Regions from separate parts of the Homo sapiens genome. Here region 2 is linked to region 1. Evidence: read pairs that join two places in POLR2A ChIA-PET (ENCODE). Cell type or tissue: Caco-2. All regions are shown on one strand. Links, peaks and the distances in the headings refer to the core of each region. The heading gives the core; the rest is flanking DNA. Region 1 holds the start of CCNB1 (cyclin B1). Region 2 overlaps MARVELD2 (MARVEL domain containing 2).

What was found. Peaks named below come from ENCODE experiments on the same cell type or tissue, not always from the same donor. Only the 100,000 strongest peaks of a DNase experiment are listed, where the experiment ranks them.
Region 2: POLR2A ChIA-PET joins it to region 1 with 11 read pairs; 2 of 35 experiments call an interaction of 5 or more read pairs at or near these places.

Annotation. Positions count from the first base shown.
Region 1 is chr5:69,161,801-69,170,562 of GRCh38, forward strand. It overlaps CCNB1 (cyclin B1), which reads left to right and starts at 5,350. Exons shown (of 9, transcript NM_031966.4): 1 at 5,350-5,483; 2 at 6,108-6,278; 3 at 6,373-6,543. The coding sequence starts at 5,463. RefSeq lists enhancers at 5,030-5,995, 5,376-5,605. In Caco-2, for the core only: no CTCF peak of the experiment used is centred there; a DNase peak (open chromatin) is centred at 5,141; H3K4me3 peaks cover 1,962 bases.
Region 2 is chr5:69,440,921-69,449,682 of GRCh38, forward strand. MARVELD2 (MARVEL domain containing 2) reads left to right here. Exons shown (of 7, transcript NM_001038603.3): 7 at 612-3,410. The coding sequence ends at 734. Among named protein-coding and RNA genes, the nearest start is that of MARVELD2, 30 kb to the left of the region's middle. RefSeq lists a silencer at 690-887. In Caco-2, for the core only: no CTCF peak of the experiment used is centred there; a DNase peak (open chromatin) is centred at 3,401.

The DNA of each region.
Region 1 (8,762 bases), core at 763-8,762:
GACTTGTCAGAACAGAAATTCACAATAGGAAAGACTTGGAACCAAGCCAAATGTCCATCAGTGATAGCCTGGATTAAGAAAATGTGGCACCGGGCATGGTGGCTCACGCCTGTAAACCCAGCACTTTGGGAGGCCGAGGTGGGTGGATCACATAAGCTCTGGAGTTCGAGACCGGCCTGACCAACATGGAGAAACCCTATCTCTACTAAAAAAAAAAATACAAAGCTAGCCAGGGGTGGTAGCACATGGCTGTAATCCCAGCTACTTGGGAAGCTGAGGCAGGAGAATCACTTGCCATTGCACTCCAGTCTGGGCAGCAATAGTGAAACTCCATCTAAAAAAAAAAAAAAAAAAGTGGCACATATACACTATGGAATATTATGCAGCCATAAAAAGGATGAGTTCATGTCCTTTGCAGGGACATGGATGAAGCTGTAAACTATCATTCTCAGCAAATTATCACATGGACGGAAAACCAAACACCACACGGTCTCACTCATAGGTGGGAATTGAACCATGAGAACACTTGGACGCAGGGTGGGGAACATCACACACCAGGGCCTGTCAGTGGGGTTGGAGGGCTGAAGGAGGGATAGCATTAGGAGAAACACCTAATGTAAATGACGAGTTGATGGGTGCAGCAAACCAACATGGCACATGCATACCTATGTAACAAACCTACACATTATGCACATGTACCCTAGAACTTAAAGTATAATACAAAAATTTTAAAATTTTAAAAAAAGATCACAGTGAATGGGTACAAAAGTACTATTAGATAGAAGGAATAAGATCTAGTGTTCCGTAGCCTAGATCTGGCCTAGGGTGACTATAGTTAACAATAATTTATTGTATATATTTATATATTTCCTTTTTTTTTTTTTTTTTGAGAAACAGTCCGCTCTGTCGCCCAGGCTGGAATGCAGTGACGCGATCTCAAATCACTGCAACCTCCGCCTCCCAGGTTCAAGTGATTCTCCTGCCTTAGACTCCTGAGTAGCAGGAATTACAGGCTTGTGCCACCATGCCTGGCTAATTTTTGTATATTTTGTAGAGATGGGGTTTCGCCATGTTGGCCAGGCTGGTCTCGAACTCCTAAGCTCAAGCAATCCCTGAGCTCAAGCAATCCTTGAGCTCCTTACAGGCATGAGCCACCATGCTCGGCCTTTTTTAATTTTTTTTTGAGACAAGGTCTTGCTCTGTCACCCCGGTTGGAGTGCAGTAGTGCAATCACAGCTCACTCAGCCTCAACCTCTCAGACTCAAGCGATCCTCCCACCTCAGCCTCCTGAGTAACTAGGACTAGAGGTATACACCACCAATCCCAGCTAATTTTTGTATTTTTTGTAGAGATGGGGTTTGCCAGGTTGCCCGGGCTGATCTCGGACCCCTGGGCTCAAATGATACTCCTGCTTTGGCCTCCCAAAGTGCTGGGATTATAGGCATGAGCCACCATACCCAGTCTGTATATTTCCAAATAACTAAAGGAGTGGAGTTGGAACGTTTCCAACACAAATAAATGATAAATGTTTGAGGAGATAAATATCCCAATTACTCTGATTTGATCATTACACATTGCATGCTTGTATCAAAATATAACATGTACCCCATAAATATGTACAACTATTATGTATGCATAAAAATTAAAAATAAACATGACAAAATGTACTATTAAGAATATTAGTCCAAAAAACAAATAAAAACAACAAAAGAAGAAAAAAAGAAATAATTAAAAAAAATAAAAAGAAGAATATTAGTCTGAGGCCAGGTGCGGTGGCTCTGGTGAACCCAGAGATTAAGGCTGCAGTAAGCCATGTTTGCGCCCCTGCACCCTAGCTGGGTAATAGAGACACTGTCTCAAAACAAAAATAAAACTGGGCAAAGGCTGGGCAAAGTGGCTCATGCCTATAATATTCCCAGTGCGGCCGGGCGTGGTGGCTCATGCCTGTAATCCCAGCACTTTGGGAGGCCAAGGCGGGCAAATCACAAGGTCAGGAGTTTGAGACCAGCCTGGCCAATATTATGAAACCCGGTCTCTACTAAAAATACAAAAATTAGCTGGTGTGGTGGTGGGCGCCTGTAGTGCCAGCTACTCGGGAGGCTGAGGCAGGAGAATCACTTGAACTCGGGAGGCAGAGGTTGCAGTGAGCCGAGATCGAGCCACTGCACTCTAGCCTGGGCGACAGAGCAAGACTCCATCTCAAAAAAAAAAAAAAAAAAAAAAAAAATATATATATATATATATATATATATATATTCCCAGTGCTTTGTGAGGCCAAGAGTTTAAGATGAGCCTTGGAAACATAGTGAGATCCCATCTCTACAAAAAATAAAAAATAAAAAAATTAGCTGGGCACAGTGGCTCACACCTACAGTCCTAGCTACTTGGGAAGCTGAGGCAGAATTGCCCGAGCTCAGGAGTTTGAGGTTACAGTGAGCTATGATCACACCAGTGCACTCCAGCCTGGGTAACATAGTAAGACCCTATCTCAAAAAACAAAACAAAACAAAAACTAGGCAAAATACCTGAACAGATACCTCAACAGAGAAGTTATACAGATTATAATCACAGAAAAAGATACTCAATATCATATGTCATTAGAGAACTGCAAATCAAAAAACAATGAGTTACCACTACACACCTAATAGGATGGCTACAATTTTTTTAAAAACTGACAACACCAAATGCTTGTGAGGATTGCTGATGGGAATGCAAAATGGTAGAGCAGCTTTGGAAGACAGTTTGGCGGTTTCTTACAAAAGTAAACATACTATATGATCCAACAGTCTTGCTCCTTGGTATTCACCCAAATGAGTTTAAAACTTATGTCCACTCAGCCGGGCACAGTGGCTCACGCCTGTAATCCCAGCACTTTGGGAGGCCGAGGAGGGTGGATCACGAGGTCAGGAGATCGAGACCATCCTGGCTAACATGGTGAAACCTCGTCTGTACTAAAAATACAAAAAATTAGCCAGGCCTGGTGGCGGGCGCCTATAGTCCCAGCTACTTGGGAGGCTGAGGCAGGAGAATGGCGTGAACCCGGGAGGCGGAGCTTGCAGTGAGCCTAGATGGCGCCACCGCACTCCAGCCTGGGCAACAAAGCAAGACTCCGTCTCAAAAAACAAACAAACAAACGAAAAACAAAAACAACTTACGTCCACTCAAAAATCTGCACACAGATGTTAGTAGCAGTTATATTCATACCAAAACTTGGACGCAATCAAGATGTCACTTAGTAGGTGACTGAATAAATAAACTAGTACATCCAGACAATGCAATATTATTCAGGGCTAAAATAAAATGAGATCCCAACCCATGAAAAAAACATGGAAGAACCTTAAATGCATATTTGAGTAAAAGAAACCATTCTGACCGCCAGGTGCAGTGGCTCACGCCTTCAATACCAGCACTTTGGGAGGTTGAGGCGGGTGGACATTATACGTCATTATATATTTGTCAAAACCCGTAGAAGACACAACACCTAGAGTGAACCTTAATGTAAACTATGGACTTTGGGTAATACTGTGGTGTCAATGTAGGTTAACAGATTATAATTAAAGTACAACTTTAATGTGGGGTGTCAATAGTGGGGAAGGCAGGTGAAATGCTCTATACTTTCTGCTAAGTTTTGCTGCGAACCTAAAACTGCTCTAAAAAATAAAGCATATAAAAGGAAAAATTTGGCCGGGCGTGGTGGCTCACGCCTGTAATCGCAGCACTTTGGGAGGCCGAGGCGGGCGGATCACCAAGTCAGGAGATCGAGACCATCCTGGCTAACATGGTGAAACCCCGTCTCTACCAAAAATACAAAAAATTAGCCGGCCGTTGTGGCGGGCGCCTGCCGTCCCAGCTACTCGGGAGGCTGAGGCAGGAGAATGGAGTGAACCCTGGAGGTGGAGGTTGCAGTGAGTCGAGATCGCACCACTGCACTCCAGCCTGGGCGACAGATCGAGACTCCGTCTCAAAAAAAAGTAAAAAAAAAAATTTTTAAACTGGAACACAGAGGATAAGTAATCCTGCTTCGCCCCTTGCCTCTCGCCCCTGCATGGGGCGAGGAAGGATTGATCAAACCCAGAAAGACTGAGTGAGAATGGATGTTGAACACAGAACTGAAGGATGAATGGGAGTTACCTGAATAGAACCCAGGGGCTTGAATGCAAGAAGAGGCGGGCATTCCAGGCAGAGGAGAGCAAGGGTAAGGGCCCCACGGGAGGCATTCGAGTAGGAGGGTGAACTATGATGACAGAAGACTCAATAACGATCCAAAGAAACCAAATGATTGGGCGCCTTCTTTCGGATCCGTGACTTCCAGCGCCAGGAGTCTCTATTGGCTCTTATACCGTTGCTCTATGGGATAGCAATGTTTTTGTCCTTCAGCCTCCCCTCCAATTGCTGAGCTGCTGGTGTGTTTTGAGGAGTAGAAGGCAAAAAGAACCCTCTTGTTTTTCTTTGGATCTAGAGAGAATCTGAGCAAATGACAAAGCAAATGGGGTAAAATGTCTTTTTGTTTAGTTTTTCCTGATTTTCCCATGAGAGGCAAATACATGTTAAGGATAGTTGAATCTGAGTAAAGGGCATAGAAATATTCCTTACAAGATTTTTGTTGGCAACTGGTCTAAGTATGAAATTATTTCCAAATAGAAAGCTAAAACAAACAAAACAATTGGCCTTGGGAAACTGGACAATCTTGAAGTAATCAAGTAATATTGTTAAGGGACAATCAGTGTTGTGAAAACAACACGGATACACCCCCTCCCTCCCCCTCAAAAAAAAAAACCCTAAATTCAGTTCCCCCGTTGCTAATGTGTGACCCTGGCAAAGTCATCTAAGTCGCTGAGCTTCAGTTCCTCCAACCCAGAGAGTTGTTGCAACGATCAAATGAAAGAATGTCTATTAAAGCCTTTCATGAACTATATTATTGCTGCTACCGTAGAAATGGAAAGTGTGCAACACTAGATCCAAAACTACTTTTGACACTTCTGAGACTGTGGCCGCGCCTCTGTCACCTTCCAAAGGCCACTAGGCCTTTCCTGAGCTGGCATTGGCAACGCACACTCTTGCCCGGCTAACCTTTCCAGGTGGGCGGCGCACTGGCTTCACTGCTCTCCAGGTGGCCGCTGCAGCTGCCCGAGAGCGCAGGCGCAGAGGCAGACCACGTGAGAGCCTGGCCAGGCCTTCCGGCCTAGCCTCACTGTGGCCCCGCCCCTCTCGAACGCCTTCGCGCGATCGCCCTGGAAACGCATTCTCTGCGACCGGCAGCCGCCAATGGGAAGGGAGTGAGTGCCACGAACAGGCCAATAAGGAGGGAGCAGTGCGGGGTTTAAATCTGAGGCTAGGCTGGCTCTTCTCGGCGTGCTGCGGCGGAACGGCTGTTGGTTTCTGCTGGGTGTAGGTCCTTGGCTGGTCGGGCCTCCGGTGTTCTGCTTCTCCCCGCTGAGCTGCTGCCTGGTGAAGAGGAAGCCATGGCGCTCCGAGTCACCAGGGTGAGCCGCTTCGGACTGCGAACTAACGCGGCCTTCTTAGCTGCTGCCTGCTCTCCCTGCCTCGCCTGCGGGAGCCTCCCGAGCGGGAGAGGGCCGCAGGAGCGATTTGGGGAGGAAGGTGGGAGGGGACTCACCAAGAGAGCGCCGAGGTGGGCCCAGGCCTGGTGAGAGAGTGTGGGGGACGATGGATGGAGGGAGGAAGGTGAGAAAGAGAACTGGACGGATATTGGATAAATGTTTTGGGGAGGTGGAGAGTCGACTGGGAACCTTTTGAAAAAGTGATAGAGGGTCCCTGAGTGGGCCCGCCAGCAACTCTGTAACCCCCTTCCCAGAGAGAAGGTGTCTGCAATTGGAGGCTTTTTCGGTTTCCTTTCAAATGTAAATTCTCGGTATTTTAGGGCTGGCCAGGACTAATCAGGGAATCCCTCAATTGGTAAATGTAGAGGTCGGCGGAAACTGACTTGTCACGGCCGCAGAGTAGACTCTGGGACCCATGTTTTCCCTCGGAACCCATTTTTAGTCGGCTTTCTTTCTGGGAACTTCTCCTTGTGCCCCACCTTAATTAACCCTTGACTTACTCGAGCCTTCGTGGATCAGCTCTTAAAGTGGTCTTGCTTCTTTCAGAACTCGAAAATTAATGCTGAAAATAAGGCGAAGATCAACATGGCAGGCGCAAAGCGCGTTCCTACGGCCCCTGCTGCAACCTCCAAGCCCGGACTGAGGCCAAGAACAGCTCTTGGGGACATTGGTAACAAAGTCAGTGAACAACTGCAGGCCAAAATGCCTATGAAGAAGGTAACTCTCTTCCTGACCTAACTTCTGTAAGAGCCCGCCTTCCAACTGTGGCCTTTGATGCAGAAACATTTCATTCTCTCTGTTTCATCTACAGGAAGCAAAACCTTCAGCTACTGGAAAAGTCATTGATAAAAAACTACCAAAACCTCTTGAAAAGGTACCTATGCTGGTGCCAGTGCCAGTGTCTGAGCCAGTGCCAGAGCCAGAACCTGAGCCAGAACCTGAGCCTGTTAAAGAAGAAAAACTTTCGCCTGAGCCTATTTTGGTAAACTTATTCTTACCATTGTAGAGTCTGTTGATTATTTCTTGTCCCTTATTTCACTGATACATGCAAGAGCATTCAAATGAATAGTAATATTAATACCATTTATTGAGTGCTTAGCATGAGGCAAGCTCTGCCTAACATTTTACATGCATTAACTCACATAATCTTTACACGTACTCTCTGAGGTATTGTCACCTCTACTATTTAAATCATGGCTTTAGAGAGGTTATGTCAGGGTCACACAGGTAAGTGGCCCATATGGGATTCAAGCTCAGGCTGTCTGGCTTCAGAATCTATGCTTTTAATTGTCAACTGTCTTATATTCCTTCGTTAATGATATTAAGTAGTAGCTGTCTGAGCCAAAGGCTTTGTTATCCAACTACAAGCCATCTCTGCAGAATTTATTGGCGTAAACATAGAATGTTCTCTTGAATTTTTTTACTGCTGCATATGGCTACTAAATAATAAGCCTGTAACATTGGAATATGCAAAGGAGTAAAACAGGAAGAAGGCAACTTTTCAGGGAGTGGTTAAGAAGATGAATTAACACTTAGCCTCAAAAATAATAACTTTTTATTAAATATAAGGTATGTAAATGTATTCTATGATAGACCTACCTGTGAAGGAAAGGTAGGTCATGTAGAGGAGGCTGCTTTGATGAAATTGCAATGAACTGTATTCTGAAGCTCTGTTTTTTTAAACTTAGTTAAAACCAGTTGGGAAAATTATCTGAAAAAAACTTGTTGAGACAGAGTCTGGCTCTGTTGCCCAGGCTGGAGTGCAGTGGCGTGATCTTGGCTCACTGCAACCTCTGCCTCCCAGGTTCAAGCAATTTTCCTGCCTCAGCCTCCCTAGTAGCTGGGATTACAGACGCACGCCACCACGCCCAGCTAATTTTCATATTTTTAGTATAGATGGGGTTTCACCATGTTAGTGTACTCCTGACCTCATGATCCGCCCGCCTCGGCCTCCGAAAGTGCTGGGATTACAGGCGTTAGCCACGGCGCCCAGCCAGTTCAGCTTCTTATATCTAAGGATAAGAGATTGAAAGCTATTGCTTTAGTGTTGAATTTCTGGGCATAGCACATGAAATATGTAGCCAGCACAGTCTTTGGGCATATCAAACTACGTGAGGCTTTCTTGGAAGGCCCATACTGATTCTTACCTTTGCTTTCCCACTTAGTAAGAATGCCTTCCCCACCCTGTCTTTCATTTAGCTAATAACCTTTTCATCCTTGAAAACAGCTCAAGCATCAACTCCTGAAGCTTTCCCAAACTTCCCCCATCTCCACCCCCTGTTCCTAGAATCAGTCTTTTTTTTCCCTTTGAGACAGAGTCTCACTCTGTTGCCCAGACTGGAGTGCAGTGGTGCCATCTTGGCTCACCACAACCTCTGCCTCCCGAGTTCAGTGATTCTCCTGCTTCAGCCTCCCAAGTAGCTGGGGCTACAGGCACATGCCACCATGCTTGGCTAATTTTTGTATTTTTAGTAGAGACGGGGTTTCACTATGTTGGCCAGGCTGGTCTCGAACTCTTGATCTCGTGATCCACCCGCCTCAGCCTCCCAAAGTGCTGGGATTACAGGTGTGAGCCACCATGCCCAGCCTTAGTCTTATTTTTGTTTATTTTTTTTTTCCCAAGACAGAGTCTTGCTCTGTCACCCAGGCTGGAGCACAATGGCACGATCTTGGCTCACTGCAACCTCTACCTCCTGGGTTCAAGCAATTCTCTTGCCTCAGCCTCCTGAGTAGCTGGGATTACAGGTGCCAGCCACCACACCCAGCTAATTTTTTTATTATTTTTTTATTTTTTTATTTTTAGTAGAGATGGAGTTTCACGATGTTGGCCAGGCTGGTCTCGAACTCCTGACCTCGTGATCTGCCTGCCTCGGCCTTCCAAAGTGCTGGGATTACAAGCGTGAGCCACCATGCCCGACCTTATTTCTTTACTTTGTCTACTAAATTCAGAGTCCTTTGAGGATGCCATGAAGTCAATGCCTTGTAGAGTTTGACTTCAAGAAGGTGCTCAATAAATGTTTGAACAATGGGATAAAGGGAGCTTGAAGGAAATGGTTAATGGCGATGAAGTTAGTTAATCCTTAGTAGTCAGGATAGAATTTGTGTTGAGTAGTGAGAAGCAGTTTATATTATGAAATAAAGACTAAAGACTGAATTGTCATTTATTTGGACTAACTTCACATGTTGCTGATAAAAATTAAT
Region 2 (8,762 bases), core at 362-8,361, 280 kb after region 1:
AAAAAATACAAGCATTAGCCGGTAGTGGTGGCACACGCCTGTAGCCCCAGCTACTTGGGAGGCTGAAGTGGGAGGATCACTTGTGCCTGGGAGGCAGAGGTTGCACTGGGAGACAGTACGCCACTGCACTCTAGCCTGGGCAACAAAGTGAAACCCTGTCTCAAAAAGAAAAAAAAAATCAGTAAAGGCTGGAGAGACCGTTTATTAGTATTTTCTATACTTATTACTTTTTCTTTTTTTTTAAAGAGATGGGGTCTTGGCATGTTGCCTAAGCTGGCCTCAAATACCTGGGCTCAAGCAATCCTTCCACCTCAGCCTCCTGAGTTGCTGGGACTACAGGCACATGCCACTGTACCTGGCTTTATCAGATATTAAAATGAAAGGTGTCTTAGCACTTTGTACTTCTGCTTGATTTTGCTGTGAACCTAAAACTGCTCTAAAAAAAAAAGTACATTTAAAAAATATGTAGAGAGCTTAACTGTTACCCTGAGTTCAGAATCTGCTGTAGAGACTTTTGCTATGTATGATCATTTCCTGGGTGACAATGTATGTTTCTGTGTTTTTCACTGAGGAAGCCAGGAGCCAAAATAATACTTATATTTCTTTTACAGGATCCTACATTTCTGGAAAAAAAAGAACGCTGTGATTACCTAAAGAATAAACTTTCTCACATAAAGCAAAGAATTCAAGAATATGATAAAGTAATGAATTGGGATGTACAAGGTTATTCTTAACGCTTATTTGAAACCACTTTATTTTTTTATTTTATTTTATTTTTTTGAGATGAAGTCTCGCTCTGTTACCCAGGCTGGAATGCAGTGGCACAATCTCGGCTCACTGCAACCTCCACCTCCCGGGTTCAAGCAATTCTCCTGTTCAAGCAATTAGCCTCCCCAGTAGCTGGGATTACAGGCGTGCGCTGCCACACCCCGCTAATTTTTGTATTTTTAGTAGAGACGAGGTTTCACCATGTTGGTCAGGCTGGGAAACTACTTTTTTTAAAAAATAGCAAGTTTACTATTTATTTACTGCCTTTTTAATGCTAGCCTCTGTGGTAGAGAAGCAAGCGCTTCCCAAATCAGCTTCCAATTGGTTTAACCAGTATGCAACATTAAAGATTTTACTCAGACATTTTTAAACGAATTCAAATGTTCTAAGGGCCTTTACTAAGAATGGAAAAAATCCTGTGTTCATCTTTCATCTGTGACCAATTTCATATTCATCTATCTCATTTAAATGTGTCATCATTTTAGAGATCGTATCCTGGCAGTGTGATGGGCAAGTGGACCATCAATTCTGGTGCTACTTTTTCCTTTTTTACTCAGGCAGGTTCCTAGGATTTTTCTGGGACAAATTTCTCTTCCTAGAGAAATTCCTAGGGGATTTCTAAAGGATTTTTCTAAGGGAAAAAGGGTGACATCTTTCAAAGGTGTCATTTATTCCCTTGAAAGGTGTTTGAATCCCAGATCAACATTTTCAGACATCCTGATCTTGGGCAAATTGCTTAATCTCTCTGTGCCTGTTTCCTCTTCTGTAAAATGGGGCTAATAATAGTTCCTTCCTCATAGAGTTGTTAGGATTAAAGGAGTTACTAATATGGTAGGAACTATATTAGTGTTTGTGAAGTCTACTGAAGTGTTTGTGAAATGAATAAATTATAAAGAATGAGTCTCAAGAAAAGGTCCTTAATGAGCAAGCCCAACCTACTTAACCAAAAGCCCAAGTGTCTGGTGCCTTTCTGGTTTGTGGTGTTAACTCATGGCCTTAGCCTGGTGCTTCACTGTGGCTCTGTGGCCCCTGGGGTTCCACATGGCCTCCCTGTCTTTCATCAGTGTGACTGTACATCTCTCCATCTCCCCATAGTCCAGCCTGCCCTGGACACATTGAATTGTATGAATGGTATTGCTTTTTTTTTTTTTTTTTTGTGAGACAGAGTCTTACTCTGTTGCCCAGACTGGAGTGCAGTGGTGCGATCTCGGCTCACTGCAAGCTCCGCCTCCCAAGTTCACGTCATTTTCCTGCCTCAGCCTCCCGAGTAGCTGGGACTACAGGCACCTGCCACCACGCCCAGCTAATTTTTTTGTATTTTTAGTAGAGATGGGGTTTCACCGTGTTAGCCAGGATGATCTCGATCTCCTGACCTCATGATCCACCCGCCTCAGCCTCCCAAAGTGTTGGGATTACAGGCGTGAGTCACCGCGCCCAGCTGGTATTGCTTTTCTATTCCCTTTGGACATACATGCTACAGTCCCACAATGTAGCATTTCCTTGGAAACTCCCTTTTTTTTTTTTTTTGAGATGGAGTTTCGCTCTTGTTGCCCAGGCTGGAGTACAGTGGTATGATCTTGGCTCACTGCAGCCTCTGCCTCCTGGGTTCAAGCGATTCTCCTGCCTCTGCCTCCCAAGTAGCTGGGATTACAGGCACCCACCACCATGCCCAGCTAATTTTTTGTATTTTTAGTAGAGACAGGATTTCACTATGTTGGCCAGGTTGGTCTCAAGCTCCTGACCTCAGATGATCTACCAGCCTCGGCCTTCTGAAGTGCTGGGATTCAGGTGTGAGCCACTGTGCCCAGCAGGGATGCTTCATCTTTCTAAGAATTATCTTGGCTTTGGACTTTATTCATAAATGTTTTATTTCTGTTAGTATGAACAATAGACTGCCTTAACAAAGTTTTTTTTTAAACAAAATCGTTCTTGTTGGATTTTATTCAGCAGCATCTATCATGTAGATAAATTCCCAGGTGTAGCATTACAGCTTCTGACTAATATAGCTGCCATTCAGACAATTAATGTTCAAAGAGTTTTCTAAAGTGATAAAACCAAAGAAAAGCATGTGGAAAAGCAGAAGCTTAGAAAGTTGTGGTCACTGAATGCACTCCCTGGTTTTTATTTGTCAGTGAAATCTTTATGCATTCATTGTTAATATTTTAATTCCATGGCTTTGTAGGCTGTGCTGTGTCTGAAGGGGTAACACCTAGGGAAACATGAGGCCCCTTATGGGACCCCCCAAATGGAACAACTTCACTTTCTCTTTTATGTATTGAGCCCTGTGTTAACATTTCACTTAAGAAGAGCACCAGTGCTTTAAAAAAAAAAAAAGGTAAAATATTACCATTTTGATAGACTGTAAAGAGTTAGATTCCTGTTGAAGTGTTAAGGAAATTTAACTTTGTGAAACTTTTAAAATAAAGTTTATAAATGTAGCTAATCTTTGAAAAACCAATGCAGTAACACTGATTTGTAAATGTTGTGGTCAATCCCTAGGTGCATTAAAGTTTCAGTCACCTGCCGTGTGTGTGTGTGCCCTTTTATGTTTGCCTTCCTAGCATTCCTGTGTTCACTGTGCATGTTCTTGAAAATATTTTCACTTGTCAGAAAATAAACTGGAAAGTCATTGAAAACCCGTAGGTCACGATGCTCAGGTGACTCACTGTTTCTCCTTCCCCCATTATTCGCAATAATTCAAAGTCCAGGCCACTATATTAGTTTCCTAGGACTGCCATGACAATGTACTACAAACTGAGTGGCTCAAAACAACTGAAGTGTGTTGTCTCACAGACCTGCAGCCTAGAAGTCTGGAAGCAGGGTGTCAGCTGGGACATGCTCCCTCAAAAACCTGTAGGGGAGTCCTCTTCTAGTTTCTGGTGGTTTGCTGGCCATGTTTGATGTTCCTTGGCTTGTAGATGCATCTCTCCAATCCTCCATTCTCGCATGGCCTTCTCCCTGTCTGGCCATACCAGTCATATTGGATGAGAGGCCCACCTTCTCCAGCATGACCTCCTGTGAACTCATTACATTTGCTAGGACGCTATTTCCAAGTAAAGTCACGTTCTGAGGTACTGGAGGTTAGGAACTTCAGTGTTATCTTTTTGAGAGGCCACAGTTTAGCCTGTAATAGCTACATTTGGCAAGTTACAAGATTCAGAAGGAAAAGTACTTCCCTGTACATTTTCTTTCTTCCATATTATTTTTTCTTTTATTTTTTGTGATGGAGACTCACTCTGTCGCCCAGGCTGGAGTGCAGTAGTGTGATTGGCTCACTGCAACCTCTGCCTCCTGGGTTCAAGCTAGTCTCCTGCCTCAGCCTCCCAAGTAGCTGGGATTACAGGCACTCACCACCACACCCAGCTAAATTCTATATTTTTAGTAGAGACAGGGTTTCATCTTATGTTGGCCAGGCTGTTCTCGAACTCCTGACCTCAAGTGATCTGCCCGCCTCGGCCTCCCAAAGCAATTCCCCTGCCTCAGCCTTCCAAAGTGCTGGGATTACAGGTGTGAACCACTGCACCCAGCCCTTCCATATTATTTCAACATGTATTCTAATTTGAAAATTAATATGAGGATATGTCAGTATATCTAAAACTTGAAAAAAGTATATGCCAGTTATATGTCAAATGCTTTTATTGTCCCAGATATGTTAGCATTAAAGATACTGAAATCAGTGAAACAGGTAGAGACTTTGGGGGTGGTAATGAAGTACATATTTCTAGAAATTGTTTCTGATATTGAGATGCACCGACATTTGAAAGATACAACACAGGAAAAGTCTACAATTTTTTCTGACCATCTTTTTTTAACTATTATAATTTTTAAAAATAATGAGTATAAAAGCTTAGAAAACAAAAGTCCTACCAGTACCAATTCTATTCCCTGGCAGTATATACTGTTTGCAGTATACCCTCCCAGACCTTTGTGGTGTGTATAATCACCTTTATTTATTTATTTATTTATTTATTTTTACAAAAATGGCTTTAGACATTTTATTTTTGAGATGAAGTATTGCTCTGTCGCCCAGGCTGGAGTGCAGTGGCATGATCTTGGCTCACTGCAACCTCCCCCTCCTGGGTTCAAGTGACCCTCCCACCTCAGCCTCCTGAGCAATGAGGACTACAGACGCATACCACCACGCCCAGCTAATTTATGTATTTTTAATAGAGATGTGATTTTGCTGTGTTGGCCAGGCTGATCTTGAACTCCTGACCTCAAGTGATCTGCCCACCTTGGCCTCCCAAAGTGCTGGGATTACAGGCATGAGCCACCACACCTGGCTGTAAAATCACTTTAAAATTGTCTACTTTAATGCTTTCAATGGGTTTCTTTTTTGGGATTGTTGTTGTTGTTTTGATATGGAGTCTTGCTCTGTTGCCCAGGCTGGAGTGTAGTGGTGCTACCTCCGCTCACCACAACCACCACCTCCTGGGTTCAAGCAATTCTCCTGCCTCCGCCTCCTGAGTAGCTGGGATTACAGGCGCACACCACCATGCCCAGCTAATTTTTGTATTTTTAGTAGAGACAGGGTTTCACCATGCTGGCCAGGCTGGTCTTGAACCCCTGACCTCAAGTGATCTACCTGCCTTGGCCTCCCAAAGTGCTGGGATTACAGGCATGAGCCACCATGCCCGGCTGCTTTCAATGGGTTTTTAAAGGAGAGTATGACAGACCTGCTCGAGCATGTAATAGACTACTTGTCCTATAATAGACAAACTGGGGATAGGCAGAAGGCAGGAGGGATGGTTTAGCCCCGCAGAAGGCGAAGAAGGTGAACTTCTGAGCTCATCACAACCAAGACTCCATTTCTTACTATGTGGCCTTGACAAATTAACATCTCCAACCATCAGCCTCCTTAACTGTGATGTGGCGATAATACCACCTGACGAAATTGTTGTGAAAATTAAATAATGTAAAACACCACGAAGATACTTGCTCAATAACTGGTGGCTAGATACTCAAAATATACTTTTCATTGTGTTAAATAATAAGGTGGCTATAGACTATCAAAATGACTTCTTTTGAATAATAAAAGTTATAAAAAGCTTTTTTAAAAAGTATATAGGTAATATATTTATTATAGAAAATTGATTAGGTCAGGGGTGGTGGCTCATGCCAGTAACCCCAGCCCTTTAGGAGGCTGATGTGGGTGGATCACTTGAAGCCAGGAGTTTGAGAACAGCCTGGCCAACATGGCAAAAACCCTTCTCTGCTGAAAATACAAAAATTAGCTGGGCGTGTTGTCGCACACTGTAGTCCCTGGAGGTAGTCCCGGGAGGCTGAGGCACGAGAACCGCTTGAACCTCAGAGGTGGAGGTTGCAGTGAGCTGAGATCGTGCCACTGCACCCCAGCCTGGGCGACAGAGCAAGACTCTGTCTCAGAAAAAAAAAAAAAAAAGTACAAAAATTAGCCTGGTGTGGTGGTGCACGCCTGTAATCTCAGCTACTCGAGAGGTTGAGGCATGAGAATTGCTTGACCCCAGGAGGTGGAGGTTGCAGTTAGCTGAGACCATGCCACTGCACTGCAGCCTGGGTGACAGAGTAAGACTCTGCAGAAGGAAGGGAAGGGAAGGGAGGGGAGGGGAGGGGAGGGGAGGGGAGGGGGAAAGAGAAAGAAGAAAGAGAAAGAAGGAAGGAGAGAAAGAGAGAGGAAGGGAGGGAGGGAGGGAAAGAGAAAAGAAAGAGAAAGAAGAAAAGAAAGAAGAAAGAAAAAGAAGAAAAGAAGGAAGGAAGGGAAGAGAGAGAGAGAGAAAGGAAGGAAGGAAGGAAAGAAAGAAGAGAGGCCAGGTGCGGTGACTCACGCCTGTAATCCCAGTACTTTGGGAGGCTGAGGCAGGCGGATCAAGAGGTCAGGAGATCGAGACTGTTCTGGCTAACATGGTGAAACCGCGTCTCCACTAAAAATACAAAAAATTTAGCTGGGCTTGGTTGCGGGCACTTGTAGTCCCAGCTACTCGGGAGGCTGAGGCAGGAGAATGGCGTGAACCCGGGAGGCGGAGCTTGTAGTGAGCCGAGATCGCGCCACCACACTTCAACCTGGGCAACAGAGCAAGACTCAGTCTCGGAAAAAAAAAAAAAAAAAGAAAGTTATTTTGAAACTCCAACCTCTGATGATAGAATTCAGAATAGGGGTTACCTGTGAGAGAGGTTTATTGGCTGGGAAGGAGCATGAGGGAGCTTTCTGGGTACTATACCTTCATCTGGTTCGTTGCTTACCAGGATATATACATATTTAAAAATCCATCAAGCTAAGCATTTAAAATTGGTGCCTTTTACTGTACATATATTATACATGTATTTTACCTCAATTTTTTTTCTTTTTTAAGACGGAGTCTCTCTCTGTTGCCCAGGCTGGAGTGCAGTGGCGCAATCTCGCCTCACTGCAACCTCCACCTCCAGAGTTCAAGTGACTCTCCTGCCTCAGCCTCCCGAGTAGGTGGGATCACAGGTGTGAGCCACCACGCCCAGCTAATTTTTGTATTTTTAGTAGTGACGGGGTTTCACCATGTTGGTCAGGCTGATCTCGAATTCCTAGCCTCAAGTGATCCACCCACCTCGGCCTCCCAAAGTGCTGGGATTACAAGTGTGAACCACTGCGCCTGGACAGGGTCTTGCTCTGTCTCCCAAGCTGGAGTGCAGTGATGTGATCTCAACTCACTGCAACCTCTGCTTTCCAGGCTCAAGCAGCCCTCCAGCCTCAGACTCCGGAGCAGCTGGGCAGCTGGGACCACAGGAGCAAGCTACCACGCCCAGCTAATTTTTTTTTTTAAGAGATGGGGTTTCCATGTTGCCCAGGCTGGTATATCTCAAATTTTTTTTTTTTTTTTGAGACGGAGTTTTGCACTGTTGCCAGGGCTGGAGTGCAATGGTACGATCTCAGTTCACTACAACCTCTGCCTCCCAGGTTCAAGCGATTCTCCTGCCTCAGCCTCCCGAGTAGCTGGGATTACAGGCGCCTGCCACCATGCCCGGCTAATTTTTTGTATTTTTAGTAGAGACGGGGTTTCACTATGTTGGCCAGGCTGGTCTCGAAGTCCTGACCTCCAGATCTGCCCGCCTTGGCCTCCCAAGTGCTGGGATTACAGGCGTGAGCCACCGTGCTTGGCCCTCAATTTCTAACAATTATACTGTATACATGTTTGAACAAAAGTATGTTCACAGTTTTTTTTTAAGTAATGTTGTTGTTGTTGTTGTTGTTGTTTTGAGACACTGTCTCACTCCCTCGCCTGGGCTGGAGTGCAGTAGTGTGATCTCGGCCCACTGCAACCTCTGCCTCCTGCGTTCAAGTGATTCTCCTGCCTCAGCCTCCTGAGTAGCTGAGATTACAGGTGTGAGCCACCACACCTGGATAATTTTTGTATTTTTAGTAGAGATGAGGTTTCACCATGTTGGCCAGGCTGTTGTCGAACTCCTGACCTCAGGTCATCCACTCACCTCAGCCTCCCAAAGTGCTGGGATTACAGGCGTGAGCCACCGCGCCTGGCCAAAAAAATGTAAATTTAAGAATACAATGCTTTCATAAATTGGGAACTGCCTGTAGTGTTCTAGTGATCTTTGGAAAACATTTACAAAGTTCTGGAGAAACAAAAATCTTACAACTATTGGCTTCATGAGCCATATTTGAAACCCAAGCCTGTGTGTGTGTGTGTGTGTGTGTGTGTGTGTGTGTGTGTATGACTTGAAGCCAAACCCCACATCTAAGATGGTAGATATAACCATTTCGTCCCCTTTTCCCCTATGAGTGGTTCTAAAACAAAAAGTCTGCAAGTGAATGGGCCTGATTTATACCTGTTTAAATGCTTTTATTCAACATAATTGCATTCATGCCTATGAATTCCCTTTGTGTATAGGGCAGGAGGCTGAAGGATGTATGACACGTGGGGAAAATGCTGTTAGTTAATGTGTGAACAATAGTAGCCCTTCCCAATTTAAATCTTGTTTGTGACCAGTAAGCCTGCCAGTGTTAATATTCAAGGGTACTCTGCGGATTG